Regions from separate parts of the Homo sapiens genome. Here region 1 is linked to region 2. Evidence: chromatin loops called from intact Hi-C (ENCODE). Cell type or tissue: GM12878. All regions are shown on one strand. Each heading gives the region's core, and the rest is flanking DNA. Links, peaks and the distances in the headings are about the cores only. Region 1 holds the start of MYO1E (myosin IE). Region 2 overlaps FAM81A (family with sequence similarity 81 member A).

Evidence for each region. Peaks named below come from ENCODE experiments on the same cell type or tissue, not always from the same donor. Only the 100,000 strongest peaks of a DNase experiment are listed, where the experiment ranks them.
Region 1: it touches region 2 in a loop (5-fold over the local background); 47 of 110 quality-filtered maps call a loop at or near these places.

The regions. Positions count from the first base shown.
Region 1 is chr15:59,365,548-59,375,896 of GRCh38, forward strand. MYO1E (myosin IE) reads right to left here and starts at 7,324. Exons shown (of 28, transcript NM_004998.4): 1 at 6,951-7,324. The coding sequence starts at 6,953. RefSeq lists enhancers at 92-676, 677-1,259, 6,604-7,107, 7,108-7,612 and a silencer at 6,269-6,588. In GM12878, for the core only: no CTCF peak of the experiment used is centred there; DNase peaks (open chromatin) are centred at 4,264, 4,717, 5,048 and 7,384; H3K4me3 peaks cover 7,586 bases; H3K27ac peaks cover 5,193 bases.
Region 2 is chr15:59,488,224-59,498,572 of GRCh38, forward strand. It overlaps FAM81A (family with sequence similarity 81 member A), which reads left to right. Exons shown (of 9, transcript NM_152450.3): 4 at 4,048-4,166. Among named protein-coding and RNA genes, the nearest start is that of FAM81A, 55 kb to the left of the region's middle. RefSeq lists an enhancer at 4,906-4,955. In GM12878, for the core only: a CTCF peak has its summit at 4,850 (motif pointing left); a DNase peak (open chromatin) is centred at 4,800.

The sequences.
Region 1 (10,349 bases), core at 778-8,777, 120 kb before region 2:
AGCTATGAGACTTTGGAAGTAATTTAACCTCTCTAGATCTCTCTGTGAAGTTAACAAATGGATTTAGGATAGAATTTTTAAGCTCTCTTCTGGGCTTTCTACAATGTAGCCTATGTTTTACTTTCTATAATGTAACGTATGACCATAAAGTGCTATAAATGAATTTGTAACAAACATTATCAGAGCTCAAAAGACCCAAGAGAGTGTGCCTCCTTCAGAGCAGTTCTTATACTTATTCCAGGAAAAAGGGACCTGCTGGATACTGCATATCTTTAGTGGGGCTAATTGTTCCGCCTTTGAGGCACAATGTAACTTCTGGAAACACCTGAGAGGGATGTAATACAAAGTCTGGTGAGTAATAGGAATGATCACACTGGGCACTAAGGAGTTAAAAAATAAAAAATAAGGCCCTCCCTCCTTCCCTCTTCTTCCCTTCTTTCTCTCTTTTGAGACAGAGTTTCACTCTTGTTGCCCAGGCTGGAGTGCAATGGCGTGATCTAGGCTCACTGCAACCTCCGCCTCCCAAGTTCAAGTGATTCTCTCTGCCTCAGCCTCCCAAGTAGCTGCGATTACAGGCATGCACCACCACACCTGGCTACTTTTGTATTTTTAGTAGAGACGGGGTTTCACCAGGTTGGCCAAGCTGGTCTCAAACTCCTGACCTCAGGTGATCTGCCCACCTCGGCCCCCCAAAGTGCTGGGATTACAGGCGTGAACCACAGGGCCCAGCCCTGTCTCTTTCTTTTTTTTCTCTCTCTCTCTTTCTCTCTCTCTCTCTCACTCTCACCCAGGCTGCAGTGCCACAGTTACAGCTCACTGCATACTTGAACTCCTCAGTTCAAGAAATCCTCCCACCTCAGCCTCCCAAGTAGCTGGGACTATAGTGCATGACACCACACGTGGCTAATTTTTAAAATTTTTTTTGGTAAAGGCCTGAACGACCACACCCGGCAAAAAAATAGGTTTTATTACATAGCTCATAAATGACCATTCAAAAGTGCTTTGAACAACGGCAATGACGTCATTCTCATGGTGGTAACTCAGAAGGGCGGGCCAACTTCATTCACATGTACAGTTTGAGTTCTATGGGTTGTCAAAGTTCATGTCACTATGTTAGGGCTGGCTTTTACAGTTGTACTTCTCTTAAGTGTGGCTGTCCCAAAGATATATGAAAAAAATACTTTGCTAGGATGCCCCAAAACCTTTTGTCTCTGCCAACATAAATTCTGAAACTGAAATTCAAAACACAATTTGTTTACCACTATTACAGAATGTGCTTATAAGGCTGAGATGTTTATTTTAATACCTTTGGCATTTAACCTTTAACCTCTTATTTACTTTGTAAATATTTCAGCATGGTGAGAAAAAGAAAAAAAAAGTTTTTAAAAACTCACCATTAAGAAACATTTTAATCACAGATTGGTAAAAACACAAGTTGCTGCATTTTCGCAAAAAAAAAAAAAAAAAAAAAAAAAGAGATGACTCAAACTTGGAAAACCATGACTGTACATAATTCCTATATATCCTACCATGAAGCTTATAATACCTTGCACTTACACAGAAGATTTAAAATATTTCTGCTTGTTGAAGCAGATAAAAAGAGATTTCTCAAATTCCTAATGAATAATAAGGCCCCACACTTGGCTCATGAGGAAACGCAAGGTACTATATGTTCTTTCACTGAGTCTCACAGGGGCTCATCACATGCCCACACTAGGCACAGAGGCAAAATGTTGTATTCTAAGTTATCAGAATGCACGCCGCTGCTCATTATCTAACCCTCAGGAAAACGCCTGAGACAGACCGCCAATTCATGAGATTCAACTGAAAAAGGAGTGAAAAACAAGAAGTCCATCATGTGACATTGGAGGCCATGGCATTTTCAGTGGAGGAAGGAGTTGAAGGGTTGAAGAGAAAAGCTCAATTTGCAGCCTCACCACTCGTGGAACCATCCTACACAGGTGTTGAGATAGCGCCAAACAGTAGCAGCTGGATGCAGATTTTCCCTGTTATAATAGCTTAGAGAATGCATAGGCTGAAAATACCAGGCTATTCCCTCTCTTTAGGGAGACCCAGTAGGAAGGTGTGGATGTATGGATAAATACTGAATGCCACTACTGGGTATGCAGTGAACGTTTAGACATTCTTCCTGGTGAGTGAATGAGAAGAATCACTGTGGTTCACAGAAGGACACCATGTTAAGACTTACAATAAAGTGGCTGCAAACAGCTAATCTGCAGCTGTGTTTGGCCCCTCTGAGATGATCAAATCACATATAAAAATTGGCAGAGGCCGGGCGTGGTGGCTCACGTCTATAATCCCAGAACTTTGGGAGGCTGAGGCGGGCAGATCACCTGAGGTCAGGAGTTTGAGACCAGCCTGGCCAACATGGTAAAACCCTGTCTCTACTAAAAATACAAAAATTAGGCGGGTGTGGTGGTGGGGCCTGTAATCCCAGCTACTCAGGGGGCTGAGGCAGGAGAATTGCTTGAACCTGGGAGGCAGAGGTTATAGTGAACCGAGATCGCGCCAGTGCACTCCAGCCTGGGCGACAAGAGCAAAACTCTGTCTCAAAATAAATAAAAATAAGAACTGGCAGATATAGCATAAAAATCTAGATTTCTAGTTTCTCTTGAAAAACAAGATAATTTGGTAATATGGTCGATATAACCATGGCCTAGAATCAAGTAGTGGTGCCTCCTAGAATGGCACATATATTCCATATTTACTCTCTAGAGGCCAGCCTCCCTCCACCAAATTATAAGACATTTAAGTTTGCAACCACTGGCCGGGCACAGTGGCTCATGCCTGTAATCACTTTGGGAGGCCGAGGCAGGAGGATCACGAGGTCAGGACTTTGAGACCAGCCTGGCCAACATAGTGGAACCCCGTCTCCACTAAAAAATACAAAATATTAGCTGGGCATTGTGGCAGGCACCTGTAATCCCAGCACTTTGGGAGGCCGAGGCAGGAGGATCACGAGGTCAGGACTTTGAGACCAGCCTGGCCAACATAGTGGAACCCCGTCTCCACTAAAAAATACAAAATATTAGCTGGGCGTTGTGGCAGGCACCTGTAATCCCAGCTGCTTGGGAGGCTGAGGCAGGAGAATCGTTTGAAACCGGGAGGCGGAGGTTGCAGTGAGTTGAGATCGCGCCAGTGCACTCCAGCCCGGGCGACAGTGAGAGACTCCAACTCAAAAAAAAAAAGTTTGCAACCACTGACAAGACTGTAGTCCTCAGCAAAAGTGTGGTGGAGGTGACTTTCAACTTCAGTAAATGTCTGCTTCTTATACTTCTCCATCCCTCTCCATCCACTGCTCCACCCATTTTCTCTCCAAGGAGATGCCTGGGCTGTCAAATATTTCCCACTAGGATGGCCCACTCACACTTGTCCCTAGATAATGTCCCGGACTCTAGGTATTTCCCCAACGCTTTGCCTCCATCAAAACTTTTTTTGTGCTTGATCCCATTCCTTTCTGGTTTTGTTTTGTTGTATTGTGTTGTTTTGACTAGGAGACTACTAGCAATCTGATAAACTAATCTGTGGAAATCAAGTAGGTTACCTTCCCAGGAAACATTTGAAATGTATTCCAGACTTTCTAAATACATGCCATGCCATCACCTAAAGGAACTTACCTACCTTATCATCAGCTATCCATCAGATTTCTAGGTTGTAAATCTATTCCTGGGTATTCTTATGTGTCATATCTATAATTTCCTCACAAGTATATGCAAGTAAGGAAAAGGGAACAGCTCTTGAACATGTTTTGAGGTGATGGTCAATTCAGATTTGCTCAAATATTTCTGTATATTTAATGCACAGAAACCTTGCATAAAAATCAATCACAATTTCTGGATCCAAAGCACATAGCGGACCTACAGCCATGGGTTTCAGTCTATCAGAGAGTCCAAACTGGTCATGGCCACAAAAGCAGAACTTCCTTTGCAGATGATGATAAGCCCAGATTCTACGAAGGAAGCCTTAGATGGGTATTACGGTTAAAGTCAACAGAGATTTTTTTGTACTCTGCTAAACAACCTCCACTAAATTATAAAGATGTGCAGGGTTTTTTTTAACTTCTTCAAGTCTCCTTAGGAAAAAGACACAAGTAACTATTGCCTGGTAGTGTTCCTAGTTTTCTCAAGATAGAAAAGTGTCCCAAAGTGAGTTTTCAGGAGGAAGATAGAAGGTGAACTACAAGCTGTACACTGTGTTCATGAGTCAGAAAATGAAAATGGCTATTTTCCTTATGAGTCACAACTGAATGAGTCTTAGTAGGGCCTCAGGTACAGATGGAGAGCCCTCCTACTATGCTACCAGACTTCCTAAAAGACACACGCACACACACACACTCACACAGAAGAAGTCCACGGTATAGGTGTTCTCCCTATAGCCCAGCCAAGGGCCTTCTTTTTCTTCTTCTTCTTCTTAATATTTTTTAACTGAAACAGGGTCTCACTATGTTACCCAGGATGGTCTTGAACTCCTGGGCTCAAGTATTCCTCCTGCCTCAGCCTCCCAAAGTGCTGGGATTACAGGCGTGAGCCACTGCGCCTGGCCGCCAAGGGCCTTCTGATGAATTTTAGCCTCCATGCTAATCTTCAGCCACACCCAAAGAAGGTAATGTCCTTTCCCTTCCTGTTCTAAGCAGCTGAAGGGATACAACTTGGGCAGGCCTGGGCAGATGTGGAACACAAAATGAAGTATCATTTGGCTTGACAGAGTCTGACATAAACATTAAATATTGTAACTTGGGTTTCTGATTATTTAAGATGATGCTCTATTCTAAGGCAACTTCACATACATAATGAACAATTTTTCAAGTCAGGAAAGAAATGATTAACTTTGGCCAAATCACTCTGGATCCAGTAGATCTATCAATGGCACATCTCCTGTTTCAGGACAGCCAGCTGTTTCAACTTTTCCATCAGTGAATTGTGACTTCAGCAACCATATCTGATGCACAGATAGTCGCCTGGGGGCACACAACATGCCCATCTGTGCTGATGGCAGGGAGCCCATCAATAGGGAAGTCACACACTGTCCTCAGATAGAACCACCTCTTCCCTACAGCATGCCTTCTTCGCATGCATTTGACCAACCCTCTACTTCATCTGCAATGGGGCTGAATTAAGCATGGTATCACAGGTTTCGGAAAAGGCAACCTAGAGTATATTTCAGTCCATTCAGCATGAAAAATGAGTTTAACTGAGGGGAAGTTAATTTCCTCAAGGTACCACTCAAGTACTTAAATTCAGTAAGATTCTTTAAGTTCTTGACATAAACACATTGATTTTTTTAAGAAATATTGACCCACGGAAAATGATTACAGCAATTCTCAAGTACCAGGACTATCACACTGCTTCAAGGGACCAGGTGCCCAGTGAGGTAGCTTCACCCAAACACATGCCCAATGGGAATGGTTCTCTGCTGGGGTGAGGGAAGGGGTCCAAAAGTAACGTAGAGTAGACTGACTTCTTAAACCTTAAAACTAGAAGAGGAAATGTATAGACAAAGTGTTCTCTTAGATGGGGCAAAAGTGACTTAATTTTGGACTATGTAAAAAGAAAAGGCTTTGGCCGAGGATGCCTTGAAAGGTTTCTCGTTGATGTTTGTTTGTAATCATTCTTTGGAATAAACAGCACGGGGCAAGGGGGCTTCTGAGCTTTGTGTGCAGGTTTCGATGGGCCTCTGCTGCACTTCCCTCAGGCTGCTCACCGGGATATCGATTTTTTAATTAGTGTTGTGCTGGTTATCATTTTGACTTGGCTTCTCTTCCACAGCCATTAGAAAACAACAGCAAACCAGAAGAGGACGAGATAATCCACCTAAGCAGGACTACTTGAAAAGAAGCAAGTGTGGAAACTATGAAGCCTTGTAATAGATTTTTTTTTTTTTGATGAACTGCCGATCTCTTCAAAATAGAGTCCTTGCTTTCGTGCCCCGCAAAGAAAAGTACACCACGCCAAAGCCCAAGGGAGGTGGCTAAGGTTATACAGGGAGGGAGGGGAGTGTAGCTGGACTGGGGAGTTGGAATAGCAGAAAAGTCACAAGTCAAAGAGGCGGCCCCTTCCACACATTCCCAAAGTGCCAAAGGGAAAACAGCAACAAACTCGAAACTCGCGAGGGCGTCTTCCCGTGCGAAGCGTCCCCTGGATCCCCGAAAAGCCCCGATCCCCTCGCGCTTGGGAAGGGGTGGGGTCCTCTTCAGGAGGTGTTTACTTGGCGTCCGGGGCGCGGAGACCCTCGGGGCCGGCGCCCGGCACAGGTCCGGGGCGGCGTGGTTGCCGCCCGCGCCCGAGTCTCCCTGGCTCTTGACAGCCCGCCGGCCGCCAGGTGCTCGCCCTACCTGGCGCCCCCGCCTGCCTTTGTGCGGCCCGCGCCGCCCCTCGCCAAGGCGGGCCAGGGACCGCCCCCGCCCGCGTGCCGCTGCCAGGCGGGACAGCTGCGGGCGCTGCCGGGCAGCGGAGCGGCGGCGGGGAGGAGAGGGAGTCGGCGCGAGGGTGCCCGGGGCGGGGCGGGCACGGCCGCGGGGAGGGCAGGGGACGCCGCCAGCGGCTGCGGCGCGAGTCTCCGAGCACCTCCCCTGCCGGCTGCGCCCCCCACGTCCCAGCAGGAGGAGGGGACCCCCTCCCGCGCCGTGCCCCTCGCAGCCGATGCGCCCACACCCTGGCTTCCGACAGCTGGCAGCCATAGCAACCCGGCCACAGAAAGTTTCGCGACGCAGAAACCGACTTGGAATAAAGTTTTCCTTGGCCCCTCGCTCGCTCTCCCCCGGCCCGGGTTTACGGAAAGCGGCAGGAAATCAGAGCTCGCGACGTGCCGGCTCCCGCGTCCACCTTCTCCACCCCTGGCCCCGGCAGCGCGCCCAAGGTGGGTGCACCACGCCGGGGTTTCCTGCCCCGTCCCCGGGTCCGGCGTCCTAGGACGCGGCGCGGCCAACTCACCATGGTGACTCGCGCCGCGGTCGCGTCTTCGCCGGGTCCCGCTGCCGGGGAACTGGGGCTGGAACGCAGTCTTCTGGGCGAACTTCAAAAGTTGGTTCCCCTCGCCAAAAACAGGCTCCCGACACCCAAGCACTCACAGGAGCCAATGGGAACCCAGAGGGGACTCCATCCAGGCGGGATTGGCGGTGCTAGGTGAGGGCGAGACGGCGGCGACTTAGCAGGCGGGGCGCATGCTGCGGAGGGCAAGAGTCCACTCGTACTCGCCGGTCGCCGCCGGCCCAGGTGAGTCCGATGCGCTCGGAGCGTCCGCCTCGCTCCCCTGCCTCACTCCTCTTTCTTCGGCCACTTAATCCGTACTCCTCTGGCTGAGTCTCGGCTCGGGCCGGGCAATCTGTCCATAAATGGAGAACTCAGCTCAGGCCTGACCAATCAGGGTTTGTTTTCGTAGCGTCACTCCTCAGGGAAACCGTAGTAGCCAACAAGCTTGGAGCTGCTGGAGTTTCCAAAGATCTCTGGATCCTGTAGTCCTCCTCCCGCGCCAGCCACCGAAGAACGCTGCGGACCCAGCTCGCTCCTGGTAGCAAGACCCGAACTGTAAGGAACAAAACCCTCGTGAAAGAGGAGCAAACCTTTCACTTCGCTGCGTTTTAAGACGAAAGTTAGGGTGGGTTTCGCTTCCAAGTTGAAGGGGCATGATTTTCCCAGAACTTTTTTTTAAGAAGGAAATATTTTATCAGCATAAAACATCAGAGTCGTGGCAGCAGCCCAAAGGAAATCCTTTTTCTTTCCTACGTCTGGATTGTGAGCAAAGTCAAAAATATCATTTCCCCACCCCTCCTTTTACCTGAATTTCCTTGGAAAACAAAGGAAGACTTCCGGCTGCTTTTTCTTTTCTTTTTTCTGTTTTTCTTTTCTTTCTCTTTCCTTTCTTTCTTGTTTCTTTTTTGCACGTTTTGATGGCAGAAAAGTTGTTGCACGTGCAGTGGGCAGAGGGAAGGAGAGAGGAGAGATAGGTGGGAAGAAACCCCATCCAACCTCAGCCAACACATCTGCTGAAAACAATCAGAACTGTAAAAATGCATTATTCCAGACTGTCGAATATCCAAGGAGAAGATTGGGGTGGGGCGGGGTGGGGGGAAGCAGAATCTTAAAATCAAGGTAGGGAGTTTGATTTTATTGTTCTGGAGGCTGAGGAAGTAAATTTGGTGAGTCTTAACAGGCTGCCTTCCTGGAATCTGTAGAAGATAAAATTGGTAAACTTCAGGGCATAGAGAAACTATGAAGCATAATGATATTATGATACTTTCTGAAATTTGGTTGAGGCAGGGCGCTGTGGCTCACGCCTACAATCCCAGCACTTTGGGAGGCTGAGGTTGGTGGATCACGTGAGGTCAGGAGTTTGAGACCAGCCTGGCCACCAACACGGTGAAACCCCTTCTCTACTAAAAATACAAAAATTAGCCCGGCATGGTTATACATGCCTGTAATCTCAGCTACTCGGGAGGCTGAGGCACGAGAATCGTTTAAACAGGGGAGGCGGAGGTCGCAGGGAGCCGGGATCGTTCCACTCTACTCCAGCCTGGGCGACAGAGCAAGATTCTGTCAAAAAAAAAAAGAAGGAAAGAAAGAAAGAGAGAGAGAGAGAAGAAAGGAAGAAAGGAAAAAGAAATTTGGTTGTAGCTCTTCACTTGACTATCTGAGCATAGAGTTAGAAAGGGTATTAAACTTTATCTTGTCTAAAAGGGTAAACAAAATGTTACAACATGGATGAATCTCGAAAATATCGTGTTAAGCCAGGAGCAAAAGACCACATATTATATAATTCCATTTAAATGAAAGTTGAGGATAGGGAAATCTATAGAGATAAAAAGTAGGTTAGTGGTTTGCTAGGGGCTGGGGGAGAGGGGAGATGGAAGTAATTGCTAACAGGTATGCATTTTCCTATTGAAGTGATGAAAATATTCTGGAATTAGTGGTGATGATTGTACAAGTTTATGAATATACTAAAAACCACTGTGTTATGCTTTTTAAATGGGTGAGTCTTATGGTACGTTCATTATATCTCACTTTTAAAAGTTGAAAGAAAATCATATTGTCCAAATTCTTGTAGTAATCATTTACATAGTTTGGCAACAATATAATCGAATGTGTGTTATAAGACAGCACAGCTAAACACTGGAGCTACAACTGGTCCCTGCCCTCACTGAGCTTACAATTTTAGGATGGGGAAAACAAACGATAAATTTTTAGAAAGAATAAATACAGGAAAGAAGCAAGCATAATGAAATGCGACAGTAGTTTTGTGCAAGGAACTGCCATATTTGGAGCTATAGTTTAGGGCAGGAAATTCATCTGACATAGTTATGTAGTATGAATTGGAAAGAAAACAGCATGCCATCTGTACTAGGCATTGCCTAGGTACACACAGACATGATAAAGTCTCAGATAAGTCTGACTCCATATCTCATAGGGAAATATCAGCTTCAGAATATTATTAGGTCAGCCAAGCTCAGTGGCTCATGCCTACAGTGCTAGCGCTTTAGGAGGCCAAGATGGTAGGATTGCCTGAAGCCAGGCATTCAAGACCAGCCTGGGCATCATAGCAAGACTCTGTCTCTATCAACAAATTATAATAATAAAAATTAGCTGGGCATTATAGTGCATGCCTGTAGTCCCAGCTACTTGGGAGGCTGAGGCAGGAAGATCATGTGAGGCCGGGAATTCGAGGCTGTAGTGAGCTTTGATCGTGCCACTGCACTCCAGCCTGGGCAACAGAGTGAAGCCCTGTCTCAAAACAACAACAACAACAACAACAACAACAAAACCTATCAGGAATTTTAGGAGTGTATGAACAGAGGTTACCAAGACGGAAGTGTCAGCTTACCAGTAACACAAGAAACACTACCTAAGACACCATCCCATCCATGGTCAACCCTCATTAGTAGTCAGATTGACATGGGCTTTGAGATGTACAGACAAAGGCATAGTTTGTTTCCCAAGATTAGCCCAGGTATACAATGAAACACTGAAAATCTCTTAATAAGCCATTGACAGTCGACTGACAATTGATCAGTCTTGGATTTATCAAAAACTACCTTGAGACTATTAGTCCATTATATCATCATTTCTGATTTTTTAAAAAAATGTTTTAGCGTTTACTTTTATTGCCCTAATAATCTATAATCTCTTCCAAGTTTCAAGAGGTACATCTAACTGTAGTAGGCAGGACTTTGATGAAGATGTATGCTTGTGTTCATTTTTTATAATATATATGAGATTTTATATGTACATATGATTTATATATGATTATATATCATTTTATAATATATATGAGCATGAGATTATTATAAAGTCATATATATATATAAAAGCAGTTTTTGCCGGGCGTGGTGGCTCACG
Region 2 (10,349 bases), core at 710-8,709:
TTCATGAGAAAAACCCTCAAAAAACTAGGTATACAAGGAACACATCTCAACATAATAAAAGCCATATATGACAGACCCACAGTTAGTAATATACTAAATGGAGAAGACAGGAAAGCCTTTATCTAAGATCTGGAACACAAAAAGGATGCCCACTTTTACTGCTGTTATTCCACATAGTACTAGATGTCCTAGCTAGAGCAATCAGACAAAAGAAAGAAAGAAAGGGCATCCAAATTGGAAAGGAAGAAGACAAATTATTCTTGTTTGCAGATGATATGATCTTATATTTGGAAAAGCCTAAAGACTCCACCAAAAAACTATTAGTACTGATAAACAAATTCAATAAAATTTCAGGATACAAAATCAACATACAGAAATTAGTGGCATTTCTATATGCCAATGGGGAACAATCTGAAGAAGAAATCAAGAAAGTAATCTCATTTCCAATTGCTGTAAATAAAATTAAATACTGGCCAGGTGCTGTGGCTCACGCCTATAATCCCAGCACTTTGGGAGGCCAAGGTGGGCAGATTACTTGAGCTCAGGAATTTGAGACCAGCCTGGGTAACATGGCGAAACCCTGTCTCTACCAAAAATACGATAAAATAGCTGAGCGTGCTGCTGTGTGCCTCGGGAGGCTGAGCTGGGAAGATTGCTTGTGCCTTGGGGGCAGAGGTTGCAATGAGCCAAGATTGTGCCACTGCTTTCCAGCCTGGGTTCAGCGCAAGACCCTGTCTCAATAATTAAATAAATAAATATAGGCTGGGTGCGGTGGCTCACGCCTGTAATCCCAGCACTTTGGGAGGCTGAGGCAGGCGGATCACGAGGTCAGGAGATCGAGACCATACTGGCTAACACGGAGAAACCCCATCTCTACTAAAAATACAAAAAATTAGCCGGGCATAGTGGCGGGCGCCTGTAGTCCCAGCTACTCGGGAGGCTGAGGCAGGAGAATGGCATGAACCTGGGAGGCGGAGGTTGCAGTGAGCCGAGATTGCGCCACTGCACTCTAGCCGGGACAACAGAGCGAGACTCCATCTCAAATACATACATACATACATACATACATACATACATACATACATACATATATACATACATACATACATACCTGTGAATTAACCAAAGAAGTGAAAGATCTCTACAATGAAAACTATAAAACATTGATGTGAGAAATTGGAGAAGACTCATAAAAATGGAAAGATATTCCATGTTCGTGGTTTGGAATACATAATATTGTTAAAATGTCTGTACTACCTGAAGCAATCTACAAATTCAATGCAATCCCTATCAAAATACCAATGACATTCTTCACAGAAATAGAAAAAAAAAATCCTAAAGTTCACATGGAACCACAAAATACCAAAATAGCCAAAACTATCCTGAGCAAAAGAACAAAACTGGAGAGGTCACATTACCTGACTTGCAATTATACTACAGAGCTACAGTAACCAAAACAGCATGGCACTGGCATAAAAATAGACACATAGACCAATGGAGCAGAATAGAGAACCCAGAAACAAATCCATACATCTACAGTAAAATCCTTTTTGAAAAAGGAGCCATGATCATGCAATGGGGAAATGACAGTCTGTTCAATAAGTGGTGCTGGGAAAACTGAATATCCATATGCAGAAGCATGAAATTAGACCCCTATTTCATACCATGTACAGAAAATCAAATCAAAATGGATTAAAGATTAGAGAGGAGCAGAAAAGATAACTGTTGGGTACTGGGCTTAATGTACAGAATCTGTACAACAACACATTAAACCCAGTATACAATAGTTGTGTTTAATTATCTCACAGAAATAATCTGTACAACAAACATCCATGGCACGAGTTTACCTATGTAAAAAACCTTCACATGTACCCTGAACCAAAAATAAAAGTTGAAAAAAAAAAAACTTAAATCTAAGACCTCAAACTATGAAACAACTAAAAGAAAACATTGGATAAACTCTCTAGGACATTGGAGTGGGCAAAGATTTCTTGAGAAATACCCCTCAAGCACAGGCAACCAAAGCAAAAATGGACAAATGGGATCAAATTAAGTTAAAAAGCTTCTGCACATCAAAAGAAGAACAAAGTGGAGGGAGAACGTAGTTGCAAACTCTCCATCTGACAAGGGATTGATCACCAGAATATATAAGGAGCTCAAACAACTCTATAAGAAAAAAATCTAATAATCTGTTTAAAAAATGGGCAAAAGATCTGAATACACATTTCTCAAAAGAAGACATAGAAATGGCAAACACAGGTATATGAAAAGGTGCTCAACATCATTGATCATCAGAGAAATGCAAATCAAAACTACATGAGATATTGGCTGAGTGCAGCGGCTCACACCTGTAATCCCAGCACTTTGGGAGGCCGAGGTGGGTGGATTACTTGAAGCCAGGGGTTTCAGACCAGCCTGGTCAACACGGTGAAACTCCATCTCTACTAAAAATACAAAAAAAATTTAGCCTGGCATGGTGATGCATGCCTGTAATCCCAGCTACTTGGGAGGCTGAGGCATGAGAATCGCTTGAATCCAGGAGGTGGAGGTTGCAGTGAGCCGATATCATGCCACTACACTCCAGCCTGGGTGACAGTGAGACTTAGTCTCAAAAAGCAAACAAACAAAACTACAATGAGATATCATCTCACCCCAGTTAAAATGGCTTTTATCCAAAAGACAGGCAATATCAAATGCTGGCAAGGATATGGAGAAAAGGGAGCACTCATACAGTGTTGGCGGGAATGTAAATTAGTACAACCACTGTGGAGAACACTTTGGAGGTACCTCACAAAACTAAAACAGAGCTACCATATGATTCAGCAATCCCACTGCTAGGTATATACCTACAAGAAAGGAAATCAGTATATGGAAGAGATATCTGCACTCCCGTGTTTATTGCAGCACTATCCACAATAGCCAAGATTTGGAAGCTACCCAAGTGTCCATCAACAGGCAAATGGATAAAGAAGTGTGGTACAGATACACAATGGAGTGTATTCAGCCGTAAGAAAGAATGAGGTTCTGTCATTTGCAAAAACATGGATAGAACGAGAGGTCATTATGTTAAGTGAAATGAAATAAGCCAGGCACAGAAAGATAAGCTTCGCATGTTCTCACTCACTTGTGGGAGCTAAAAATTAAAACAATTGAACTCACGGAGATAGAGAGTAGAATGATGGTTACCAGAGGCTGAGAAGGATAGTGGGGGGTGGGGTGGAAATGTGGATGATTAATGGGCATTAAAAAATAGTTAGAATTAATAAGATCTAGTATTTGATAGCACAACAGGGTGACTGTAGTCAATAATAATTTAATTGTACATGTAAACATAACTAAAAGAGTATAATTGGGTTGTTTGTAATAGAAACAGTAAATACTTGAGGTGAGGGATACCTCATTCACCCTGATGTGATTATTACACATTGCATGCCTGTATCAAAATAGCCCATGGCTCAAACCTGTAATCCCAGCACTTTGGGAGGCCAAGGTGTGCGTGTCACCTGATGTCAGGAATTCAAGACCAGCCTGGCCAACATGGCGAAACCCCATCTCTACTAACACAAACTCCGTCTCTATTAAAAATGCAAAACTTAGCCAGGTGTGATGGCACATGCCTGTAATCCCAGCTGCTCGGGAAGCTGAGGCAGGAGAATTGCTTGAACCTGGGAGGCAGAAGTTGCAGTGAGCTGAGATTGTGCCACTGCACTCCAGCCTGGGCAACAGAGCAAGACTCCATCTCAAAAAAAAAAGAAAAAAGAAAAAAGAAAAAGAAAGTGGCTTCATTACTAAGGAAGAAATACTAAAACCAAAGGAACTTAGTTTTTAATGGTAAATAAAGGGACTTGCTCTGGGAGGAGCCTCTAAGGTCTCTCTCTGTCTAGGCCCCCTAGTTCTCTGTTTAAGTGTGCCTTAGGTGACTGTTGAAAAGGAGTCTCTTATGAAAGACTGAGTTAAACATTCTTATTTTTGCCAAAAGTATAAAATGCTTTTGTGGAAGCACGTGAATTCTTAGATGACTCCCTTAGTGTTTTTTATGTTGCCCAGGTACTCCAGGAGCAGATTCGTGCCCGGGACAACATTAGCTATGGAACTAATTCTGCCTTAAAGACCCTGGAGATGCGCCAGCTCTCCGGTTTGGGAGATCTTCGAGGAAGAGTGGCAAGGTAGGTGTTCAAATGTTGGGGTCTCTGCTCATCAAAAACCATTTTCTATAAACTCCATTATAGTGGGGAATATATTAATGAAGCCCCAAAGCAAATGGCTTGCATTCCTTTAGTACATTCCCTCCCTGCTTTGGCCATAAAATCCAGTGGTAGGAGTTAAACCTGGTTGTGAGGGTGCCATGGGTTTCTTTTGTTACGCAATTGGTGTTGTCTTCCTGGGAAGAAATGATGGGAGAACTCACTCAGCTGACCTTGTAATTTGATAGGGTAAATACTAAGTTTATCGAATCCGAAAATATAAAGTTGAGATAGTTTGTATGTCATTTTGGAAATTTAATTTTTCCTGTTATTCATTTTTATTTTATTTTCGGAAAGTATTGGTCTGGGAAAGATTGGAAACTTAGAAAAAAGATCTTTCTTCTCAGTATGAAAAGTGCTATTTTCTCAAAGTGTGCTGCATGGACCAGCAGCCTCAACAGCACCTGGGACCTTGTTAGAAATGTACTGTCTCCAGCCCACCCTGCAACTACTGAGTTAGAATCTGCATTTTAACAAGATCCCTGAATTCATATGCATGGGAAAGTCCGGGAAGCACTGTACCAGGACTGTGTCTAGGGCTATTTTTATCTGGCTGGGACAAATTTGTCCGAAGTATTTATGGGCCTCTTCTGCCCTCTGCTGGGCCTAAGAGCCAAGCACATTAATGCATATCAGCACCGGAGCTGAGGAGCAAATGGCACTTCCCGTCAGCCTGAGGTGGCAATGAGGGTGGTCTGCATGGAGTCGGGTGGAAGAAAGAACAAGGACCTCCTGCATGCAAGGCCTCTGGAGCAGGGAGGAGTAGTATTAGGGTGTCTTTGTGCAGACAACGTGTCGAGGGCCTTGAATGCTGGACATGTGTGTTTGAGTCTGCTGGGTAAAGATCTGTCTATAATAGCAGAGGGCTGCATGGATTGGATGGGGAACAGGTTGATCACTCTCCTTCTGTGATTTTCTGTCCTCATCAGGATGAACTCCAGTCTCCTTAGTGTGATCCTTGGTGATGACACCCTGTTGACTCCCTCTTCTCTCTCTACCCTTGCACTGTACCTTTCAGCAGTGATCAACTTTTTTGTTAGTCCCTGAATAAACCATGCTCTTCTATTGCTCCACCTTTGTACATGCTGTTCTCGTACCTAGCATGCCTTTCCTCCTCCTTTTCTTTTCTTTTTATTTTTGAGACAATTCTCACTCTGTCTGCCAGGCTGGAGAGCGGTGGCACAATCTCGGCTCACTGCAACCTCCGCCTCCTGGATTCAAGCGATTCTCCTGCCTCAGCCTCCCGAGTAGCTGAGACTACAGGCACTCGCCACCACGGCCAGCTAAGTTTTGTATTTTTAGTAGAGATGAGGTTTTACCATGTTGGCCAGGCTGGCTTCTAACTCCTGACCTCAGGTGATCCGCCCACCTCGGCCTCCAAGAGTGCTGGGATTACAGGTGTGAGCCACCGCGCCCGGCCTCCTCCTTCTTTTCTAACTTCTTTTCAGTCTTTAAAGTTCAGCTGAAGTGTCACCCCCTCTGGGAGTCTTCCCTGACACCCCCACTCCATAGAGCTCTCCTAGCACTCACTGCTCTATTGAGTCTCTCCAATGTCTTCCTCACTCTGCTACCTTTACTATGTTGAAGGGGGATTCCAGATATGTTACCTGTCTATAGCTAAGTGCCTGGAACGGTCTCTGGAAAACAGTAGATACTCAACATTCATCATCAATTTGGATGAAGAAATGACCTGGAAACTCACTATAATAGGACTGGAAAACCTTGACTCCTTGTTTATGCATTTCGGCTTAAAAGAAATCCCAGCTCTGTGATACCTCTCAGAACAGCAGGGAGTTAGAAGAACTTGCGAGCTATAGGACAGAGTAGGGACTTTAGGAGGACTCTGAGGATCTTCGTAGCCGCTTGAGTTGCGGATGAAGATCAAGTGGGAGAATACATGTGAGAGGCTTGGTGCCCTGCATGCGATGAAAAGGGCCTGCAACCAGTGGTGGCTTTATCATCTCAGGGGCAAGAGCAGTGGCATTGTCCTTATGATGCTGGTTCTAATACAAAGTAGAAAAATTATTTTGAAATACTTTCAGGAATCTTATATTCTTCAGTTTCTTATCAACTTCTCTACTCAACTTGTTGCTTCCCTGTAACAAAAACTTTCACTCTAAAGGCATCAAAAGTGTTTGTTATGAGTACTAAATATTTTTGCTTTGTTTTTTTGGCTATATTAGAATGCTGATGAGACTTGATTGTTGAAATGAATTCATGTGAAATAAAAATTCTTTGGAAAAGTTTCTTGGCTTTCTTGTGTTGATTATGTAATTGTATTGGAGGGGTATGAACATTTTAAGTGGTATTCTTAAGACACTAGGTTGCTATATTATTTCATATTTAATTTTATAGTTTTTATGTGTCCATTGGTGATGTAATTAGTAGCAAATGGGCCTTGATTTTTTTCCCCTGTAAATCCAGCTCAGAAGGGCAAAGGCAAGTTCTCCATAAAGATGAGATACACATTTAGCTCATGTGGCATACCGTGTTCTAAACAGGACTTGATCAGACCTGAAGGCCCGATACATAGCCTCCTTTCTCTCTCCTCTCTCTCTCTGAACACCTTTAGTGAGATCTAACTATATAAGTCACCTACTTAAAGCACACAATTCAGTGATTTTTAGTGTATTCACACAGTCATGTAGTCATCACCACAATCGATTTCAGAACGTTTTTATCATCCAAAAAGAAACCCCATACCTGTTAGCTGTCACTCCCCATTTTTCCCCAGCCTCCCCAGTTCCCCAGTCCATGGCAGGCCTACATTCTCTGTCTGATGGATTTCCCTCTTCTGAGCATTTCGAGTGAATGTGTTCCCTTGATTCTGGCTTCTGACACTTAGCATCATGTTTTCAGGGTTCATCCATGTTGTAGCATGTATCAGCACTACATTCCTTGTTATGGCTGCATAGTACCTCATTGTGTACTGCATTTTAAAAACCTGTTCATCAGTTGAACGTTGGGGTTGTTTCCACTTTTGACTATTTTAAATAATGCTGCTGTGAACATTTGTCTATTTGTTTTTGTGTGCTCATAGGTTTTCATTTCTCTTGGATATGTACCTAGAATGAAAAAGCTGAGTAACATGATAACTCTATATTCAACTTTTGAGGAACAGCGCAGCTAGACTGTTTGCCGAAGTGGCCGCCACTTTACATTGCCCCCAGCAGTGTCTGAGGGCTCCGATTCCTTCACATCCTCACTAACAGTTGTTTTCTATCTTTTCGATTATAGCCATCCCAGTGGGTTTGAAGAGGTATCTCATTGTGGTTTTGATTGCATCCCCCTGAGGACTAATGGTGTTGAACATCATTTAATGTGCTTGCTCGTCATTGGCATATCTTCTTTAGGAAAATATTTATTCAGATTCCTTGCCCATTTTTAAATTGGGTAATTGTCTTTCTATTATTGAGCTGTAGGAGTTTTAAAAATTATATATTCTAGATATAATTCCCTTATCAGATATCTGATTTGAAAAATTACTGTCCCATTCTAAGGGATGTCTTTTCATTTTCTCATGTCTTTTGAAACTTAAAAATTTTTAATCTTGCTTATATCTAACATCTATCTTTTCTTCAGTTGCTAGTGTTTGGGGTGTCATATTTAAGAAACTCTTGCCTAATCCAGGTCACAAAGATTTATGCCTATATTTTCTTTTTAAGTTTTATAGTTTCAGCTCTTACATTTAGGCCTGTGATCCATTTTTAGTTAATTTTTTTGTATATAGTATAAGGTAAGGTTCCACATTTATTATTTTCCTTGTAGATATCTATTTATCCCAGCATAATTTGTTGAAAAGTCTATTCTTTCCCCCATCAAATGGTCTTGGCACCCTAGTTGAAAAATCACTTGGCGGCCGGGAGCGGTGGCTCACGCCTGTAATCCCAGTGCATTGGGAGGCCGAGGCGGGCAGATCAGGAGGTCAGGAGTTCAAGACCAGCCTGACCAATATGGTGAAACCCCGTCTCTACTAAAAATACAAAAATTTGCCAGGTGTGGCGGCCTGCGCCTGTAGTCCCAGCTACTCAGGAGGCTGAAGCAGGAGAATCACTTGAACCTGGGAGGCGGAGGTTGTAGTGAGCCAAGATCTCGCCACTGCACTCCAGCCTGGGCAACATAGCAAGACTCTATCTCAAAAAAAAAAGAAAGAAAATCACTTGGCAAATAGGTGTATAGATTTATTTGTAGACTCTCAATTCTATTCCATTGATTCTCAATTATTTTCTTATGCTGGTACCACACTGTCTTGATTGCTATAGCTTTGTGGTACATTTTGAAATTGAGAAGTGTGAGTCCTCCAACTTCATCCTTTTTTTTCAAGATTGTGTTAGCTGTTTTAGGTCCATTGTATTTCCTTATGAAATTTAGGATCAGGCCAGGTGCAGTGGCTCACGCTTGTAGTCCCAGCACTTTGGGAGGCCAAGGCGGGTGGATCTCCTGAGGTCAGGTATTTGAGATCAGCCTGGCCAACATGGTGAAATCCCATCTCTACCAAAAAGACAAAAATTAGCTGGGTGTGGTAGCGCACACCTGTAATCTCAGCTCCTGGGGAGGCTGAGGCAGGAGAATCGCTTGAACCTAGAGGTTGCAGTGAGCCGGGATTGTGCCACTGCACTCCAGCCTGGGTGACAGAGCAAAACTTTGTCTCAAATTTAAAAAAGAAGAAGAAGAAGAAGAAGAAGAAATTTAGGATCAGGCTAGGCATGGCGGCTCACGCCTGTAATCCCAGCACTTTGGGAGGCTGAGGTGGGCAGATCACGAGATCAGGAGTTTGAGACCAGCCTGGCCAACATGGTGAAATCCCATCTCTACTAAAAATACAAAAATTAGCCAGGTGTGGTAGTGGCCACCTGTAATCCCAGCTACTCGGGTGGCTGAGGCAGGATAATCGCTTGAACCTGAGAGGCGGAGGCTGCAGTGAGCCGAGGTTGTGCCACTGCACTCCAGCCTGGGCAACAGAGCAAGACTCTGTCTCAAAAAAAAAAAAATTTAAGATCAGTTTGTCAATTTCTGCAAAGAAACCAGTTGGAATATTGATAGGGACTGTGTTGAATCTGTAGATCCGTTTGGGGAATATTGCCATTTTAAAAATATTAAGTCTTTCAGTGGGTTCAGTGTCTCATGCCTGTAATCCCAGGGATTTGGGAGGCCAAGGTAGGAGGATTGCTTGAGGCCAGGAGTTTGAGGCCAGGAGTTTGAGGCCAGGAGTTTGAGACCATGTTTGGCAACATAGCAAGACTGTATATCTATGAAAAAATGAATATAAGTTAGCTGGGCATGGTGGCACATGCCTGTAGTTGCAGGGAGCTATGATCATATCACTGCACTTCAACCAGGGTGACAGAGCAAGACCCTGTTTCAAAAAAAATAAACAAATAAGCCTTTATTTAAAAAAAATTTTTTTAGAAACATTGTCTTCCTTTGTTGCCCACACTGGAGTGCAGTGGCATGATCACAATTCCCTGCAGTTTGAACTCTTGGGCTCAAGCAATCCTCCCACCTCAGCTTCCTGAGTAGCTGGGACTACAGGCATGTGCCACCACATCTGACTAATTTTTTTCATTTTTTGTAGAGACAGGGTCTCTCCCAGGCTGGTCTTGAATTCCTGGTTTCAAGTGATCCTCTCACTTTGGCCTCCCAAAGTGTTGGGATTACAGGTGTTAGTCACCATGCCTGGCCCCAAAATTCAGTATTTGGATCCACAAATGTGGATATCTTTCCATTTATTTTGGTCATCTTTAATATCTTTCAACACTATTTTGGAGTTTTAAAAGTATAAATTTCACACTTCTTTAAATTTATTCCTAAGTATTTTATTCTTTTTGATGCTATTGTAAATAGCAAATCATTTTGGTTTTTTATTGCCACTTAGATAAGTACAGTAGATTTTGTATATTGGTCTTGTGTCCTGCAACCCTGCTGAACTCATTAATTACTTCTAATAATTTCTAGTGGATGTTTAAAAGGATTTTCTACATACAGATCATGCCATCTGCAAATAAAGATAGTTTTACTTTTTACTTTCCAATCAGGATTTCATTTCATTTTCTTGCCTAATTGCCCTGACTAGAACCTCGAGTACGATGTTGAATAAATGTGGTG